Linked DNA regions of Homo sapiens: region 2 is linked to region 1. A link is a loop called in an ENCODE intact Hi-C map of the cell type or tissue named here. Cell type or tissue: A673. All regions are shown on one strand. Each heading gives the region's core, and the rest is flanking DNA. Links, peaks and the distances in the headings are about the cores only.

Evidence for each region. Hi-C counts contacts between places; a loop is a spot of excess contacts. Peaks named below come from ENCODE experiments on the same cell type or tissue, not always from the same donor. Only the 100,000 strongest peaks of a DNase experiment are listed, where the experiment ranks them.
Region 2: a loop joins it to region 1, with 3 times the contacts of the local background. A loop is called at or near these places in 11 of 110 quality-filtered maps.

What each region holds. Positions count from the first base shown.
Region 1 is chr6:128,515,482-128,518,402 of GRCh38, reverse strand. The region is part of intron 1 of PTPRK (protein tyrosine phosphatase receptor type K); the gene reads left to right. Among named protein-coding and RNA genes, the nearest start is that of PTPRK, 3.7 kb to the left of the region's middle. In A673, for the core only: a CTCF peak has its summit at 1,648; a DNase peak (open chromatin) is centred at 1,682; H3K4me3 peaks cover 632 bases.
Region 2 is chr6:128,436,842-128,439,762 of GRCh38, reverse strand. The region is part of intron 1 of PTPRK (protein tyrosine phosphatase receptor type K); the gene reads left to right. Among named protein-coding and RNA genes, the nearest start is that of PTPRK, 82 kb to the left of the region's middle. In A673, for the core only: no CTCF peak of the experiment used is centred there; a DNase peak (open chromatin) is centred at 1,292; H3K4me3 peaks cover 1,326 bases; H3K27ac peaks cover 2,303 bases.

The DNA of each region.
Region 1 (2,921 bases), core at 173-2,672:
TTTAATTAACAAATAAATACTACTTTTCCTCCAGCTGAATGTGAAAATGAGCTTTTCTGATACCTGGAGTTTAGATACGTACAATAAACAATTGTGTTCTTAGATATCTAGTTCTAAGTACTTTAACTAAATATGCCTGGCTTTTCTTTAGTGACAAAGCATAACATTTGACATGATGTTGTATATTTAATTAATATAATGTGCATTCCTAAAAAGTACAGTAATCACAGGATTGCATCTCAAGATTTTGCCCTTTAGGAATGTATGCCCAGAAATGAATGTCTTTTATTCCCAGAGTTTAAAGTCAGATTGTGGATTTGCCTTTCTCCACAAATTATAAGTTTGTTTTGTAAATACTTCCTTTTTTTTCTGGCTACCATAAATCATTTGATATTTTATTGTCATAAAATTCTATGGCAGTCAGATTTGTTGCAGACATAGATTAGAGATGTATTGAAGATTGGAGGTGTATTCCATATTGCTGGTTTTTCTTATATTTTACTTTAACTAGTGAACTTTTATTCCTTTTGAGAAATTTAAATAAACCCACTTTAAAAGTCCAAGACAAATTCATGTTGAGAATTTAAAAATATCTGAAGTATGTCTTTCAAATCATACTCATTAAGATCAGTTTACTTTCCGATATCATGTGGTTCCTAATGTAGTAAGCTTCAAAAGCAAATTTTGAAAGGCTGAGCATTGTTGGGACTTTGATGTGTCATATACTTATTCAGTTTTCTTTGTTTAAACCAAAAATGTAAGAGTGTTTTCATTATTGTGACTTTTTTCTTAGCTTTTGCAGTTAAAGTGTAAAACTGCTGCACTGTGAGCCTCTTTAAAACCAGAACGTTCTGTAAATCCCAACTCATACATTCTTTCAGTTTCACCTCTCACTTAAAATGACACCCATGTCATATCTGAGGAAACCGAGGCATAGAAGAATAAAGAAGTATTAAAGTTTATTCACTGGGTTGTATAGCTGTGATCTCTTGATATAATGTAAGAAAGTTTTCTGTAGAAGGACTTAGATGACTGACGAAACCAGATGCAGGTAAGGTGACTTGGAAACTCAGCTTTCTCCTCTGTAAAATGGGGATAATAATACCCAACTTGACCTTTCCACATGTTTTTTATGATTAAATGAAGTAATTTATGGGAACTAGCACTGTAAATTGTAAAGCACTGTGCAGCTATCTGGGGTGTAATCATCATTAAGTGCCTTAGTCTCAGCTTTTTACTCCTTCCAAATTCTCTCTCCAGTAAGTGCAGGCTGTTCAGGATTTGTGTGTGAGTGTGTGTGTGCGCACGTGTGTGTGTGCATGTGTGTGTGTGTTTTCACTCAGCCAGTCATTCATTTAATTATTGTTTAACATAGTTATTGTTAAACATAAACATACTAGATTGGCCAGACCATAATTTTGTCAGCACAATGATCGATTATCCTTAATTTTTTTAACTTACCTCGTATAAATCCTTACTTGAGTTAGACCCATGGAAGAGTCACTATTAACATTCCTGGCATTTCTAACTACAGAAAAAAATATTTTTAGTCAGTTTCTTTAGCTGTTTGTTTAACTGTTGGTTCAGGTTTTCAACTCTGTGTTGAGAATAATATGTAGCTTTCTAGATGCAGTCTTATCAATGACCTAGAGAGGGACTATTGTCTCTCTTGTATGATAGGAGCCTGGAAATACAGCTCGAGATCCTGCTTTGTCTATAGTTCCTGACATGTCACCCTGTTGATGTGCACTTAGAATGCTGTAACTCATCTAAGCAGCACCTGAGCAGTATCTGACTCCTTGTTGTCTCTTTAGGTGAGATTAATTTCTCTTATACTTATTACCTGCTAGGAAGATACTTTGGAGCCAGCTTGCTTTAAGGTTTGCCTGTTAGTTTTTTTTGGTTTTGATTGGCTAAATATCCCTCGATCCCTCAATTCATTAAAACTCCACGTTCTAATCACTAGCAATCATATGTAGCTGGACATTTCCAGGACTGTTTTTTTTTCTCTCTCTAGTTCTCTTGCATCTGACTCTTGATTTTCCTAGGTCGTGAGATGTAGTTTTGTGTCTGGCCTACCCAGACGGAAAGAGGAGAGTCTGGCTGCTGTTTGGACATTGGCATGTGTGCTGCTGACAGCTCTTCTCTTTGTGCTCATAAAAGTGAATTTCAAAAATAAATCAACCCCTCTGCCACTCTGCCCCCTCCCACACTCCCTCCTACTCTTTTCTAGCAAAAACAGAGCCCCACATATATATACACAAGATCACAGCCCTTTTGTTTTTGCCAAATATATTTTAGTGCTGTACATGTCCTTAAGAACTGGAAATATGACTCATCCACTAACCAAAGCTAATGCCAACATTCCCACCAAATCTCATATTTCTAGCAATGATGGTTTGTTACAGGTTTTTCTGGCCTTTAAGGTAATATTTAATTCATGTGATAAGATTCCATATAGAAAAAGTGTGTTGGCTACTAATATTTTTAAAGTGCAGTATACCAGGTCTACTCAAACTGGTATTAAAGACAGTGAACATCATGCTAAATAGGGATCTGTGCTGCTCCCATTTCCCCTACTTGCTTTTCATGGAGTGCAGGAAGAGAGATGCTGGAAGATTGAGAGCAGGAAGCATCAAGAAAGTTTACAGATTGTTCTTAAAGACAAAACAAAGAACACAGGGATTCTGTGTGTGTGCACGTGTATGTGTGTGTGTGAGTGTGTGTATGTGTTTTTGATCTTTTACTTAATTTTTAGAAGAGGAAAAAAGTCCTATGGTATTTTTGACTTGTTTATTGAAATCAGCCTTTGCCTTTGCGCAAACACATTTTCTAGTTCTGTCAATGTAAAAATTTCCCTCTGTGTATTCTTCTCAGTCTTTACACTTTGATCATATGTATCTGGTCTGTGTTCCTTCTTC
Region 2 (2,921 bases), core at 294-2,793, 79 kb after region 1:
GAACCATTCAGATGTTTAGAAGTCTATCTATTTGCAACTGCATTTTCACTTTCAGCAGATGAATTCTCAAACTTTTGGAAGACTAATTAGGGGCAGCATATAATTATCCTCAGGGTCACAGATTGTCATTCATTGTAATCGGTAGGCTTTACTCCTTGGTGTTTGGACTGTTTTTGTGATACTTTCTCTTTACCCCAAAGCATAGGTTTTTGAATTATTAAACCATAGCAGAAATCATGAATAAAGCATTTTGAAGGAGATTCTATTATCTGAAACCTACTGTAATTTTTTCATGCTTGAATTAGTTCTATGTACTAAGGATTATTGTTTCAAATTACATTAGTGGGAATAGTTTTCCATTTTTCTTAATGAATTATTTTATTAAAAAATATATTGGCCAGACTCTGTTCTTGACTGGGTACTCAATGGTGAATCAAAGTTTCTGCACTCATTGTATTATTTGTAGTCTTTTTGGATACAGGTGTTATCTACCGTGCTCATTCATAGCCCCCCACCCCACCACTTCAGTAATTTCATTGTAAAATATGTGAAGCAGGAAGGGGAAGGGGAAATGCATAACTGTTCAATCAATTTTGCTCCTAAATGTTTGATTCCCATCTAATAAAGAACTTATGACCATTTAGTGGAATCCTGATCTTCTAAGAAATTTTTCCGTTTTTTTAAAAACAATTCTTTGATCACTCCAAAGTACTTTCTAAGCAAATCTCAGTGTTTCCCTGGTATTATTCCACTGTTTAATGGAAAGAACGTTAAGTTTGGAGTTCTAATTGGAATACTGATCCATCACTGAATAATTATATGGTCATTTTTTTTTTCTCTAAACTTCTGTTTCAATGGGAAAGCAAAACTTCTTCCCAGAGTTGATGCAACTATTGGAAGTATTTTTTGTGTACCAGGAGTACTAGGAGCTCTCTGTAAATGCTGCCCATTATTTGGTGATTAATTCAGAAGCAGCTGATCAGTAAGAGCTTAAGTAGTGGTACTGTATTCATCAGTGTGTTCAGGTTTCAGTCTTGCAGCCTGAACTCCTTTGTCTTTAGGCTTTTCTCAGCCTAACTTGGCACCTGGGGCAGCCCTAGTTCACTGTTTGTATCTTTTTGTAAGTTGATACTCCATTGCATCTGAGGTGCACAACAGCTCTTTGATTCAATCCCCAAATCAAAAGAGGTAAGATGAAGGCAGATGAAGAGAGCTAGAAGTAGTTAGTTGGACAGAAGTAGAGAGATGAATGCTGACTGGCTCTTCTCCATTTCCTGCCTGTGGCAAGCAGCCAGCTGTTTCCTTAATTCAAAATTCTGTGTGCCCTGGCAGTGATAGAGTAGATTCTTCTTACAGAATTCCCTGCTGGCGATTGCCATTTCAAAGAAGAAACTTACAGTAGAATTATTATGGTTTAGAGTGTTACTGTGTGTATAAGAGTAGGTAGAATGAAGAGCCAAGGGTTGGCATCCATTCAAAAGTGGCACGCAGAATTTTCATTTATTCCTTTACTCCTTAGCAGAGGTAGAGATGTCAGTGGAGGTCACCTACAGGCAAGACTCTCTTTGAGAAACGTCTGTGATGTTAGGTGGTTTGACTGAGCGAATCAGCCCCAATGTATGCACAGCCGACCCTTGAACAACACGGGCTTGAACTGCGTGGGGCCGTTTATATACCCGGATATTTTTTCATCCAAATGGTGATTGAAATTACAGTATCCCGGGATGGGAAACCCGTATATGGGGAGAAGCAACTTTTCGGATGTTCAGGTTCTTCAGGGCTGACTGTGGGACTTTAGTATGCACGGATTTGGGTATAAGCTGGGATCTTGAAACTGATCTCTCCCGCCTATGCGAGGGATGACTGTGTCCTGTTAACCCTGCCCTTCTGGGAATCGCGACAGCTTCTGGCCGAAGGTGGGAGCTGTTTCAATTCCACATATTCACACTCCTCATAGCCCATTTGCTATGCTATACCTCGGTACACCCCCTCATCAGCCCTGCCTATACTGCTATTTTGGGTCTGCCTTCATTATTTCTCTGCCTGCTACTCATTTAGTTTTGTCTCATTCTATTCTTTCTAGCAAGAACATCTTTATTCTACACTCTCCTCCTGCCTTGGGTCAGCTTAATTACCGCCTAAATAATCGCTAAGGCTTTGGAGTCGACCTGTTTGTTTAAAAATGTATTTAATTATGTAATTTATTTTTATTTATTGTGGTAATGTCACCGGAAAAGGGTTCTTGTCCCAGACCCCAAGAGTGGGTTCTTGGATCTCTCATGGAAAGGAATTCAGGGCGAGTGGCAGAGTATAGTATAGTGAAGGTAACATAGTTTATTAGATACTACTTAGTTGCAGAGTAGGGTGTCCTCAGAATGCAAGAGGAGGCACACCGCCATTTCAAATACAATGCTTGCTTATATAAATAGGTTTTGATGTACTCTTTTATGATGGTTTGTGATTAGCTTGTGGCAGGCTATTAATATTGTTACTTTCTTATATTACGCTTATCTTTAAAGCAAAACCTATTCTCAAACTAAGAATGGTTTTTGTTCTTAAAGTACTAGGGCATTTCCATAAGTTCTGGGTCTTATACAGTTAGTTAACACTATTAACTTAGTCCCTCAACCATGAATATCTTGTGACCAAGAGTGCTGAACCCCAGGGAAAGTAACCCAGCAGATTTGACTTTTTCCCACCTTCATTCAAGATGGAGTGACTCTGGTTAGGATGCCTCTGATGGTAGGAATACTTAACCATCATAAATTAAAAACACAAGATTTCCCTCTTAAACAATTTCTAAGTGCACAATACAGTATCGCTAACTATAGGTGTAACGTTGTACAGCAGATCTCTGGGCCTTATTCATCCTGCGTAACTGAGGCTTTATATCCATTGAACAGCAATTCTTGTTTCCCCTT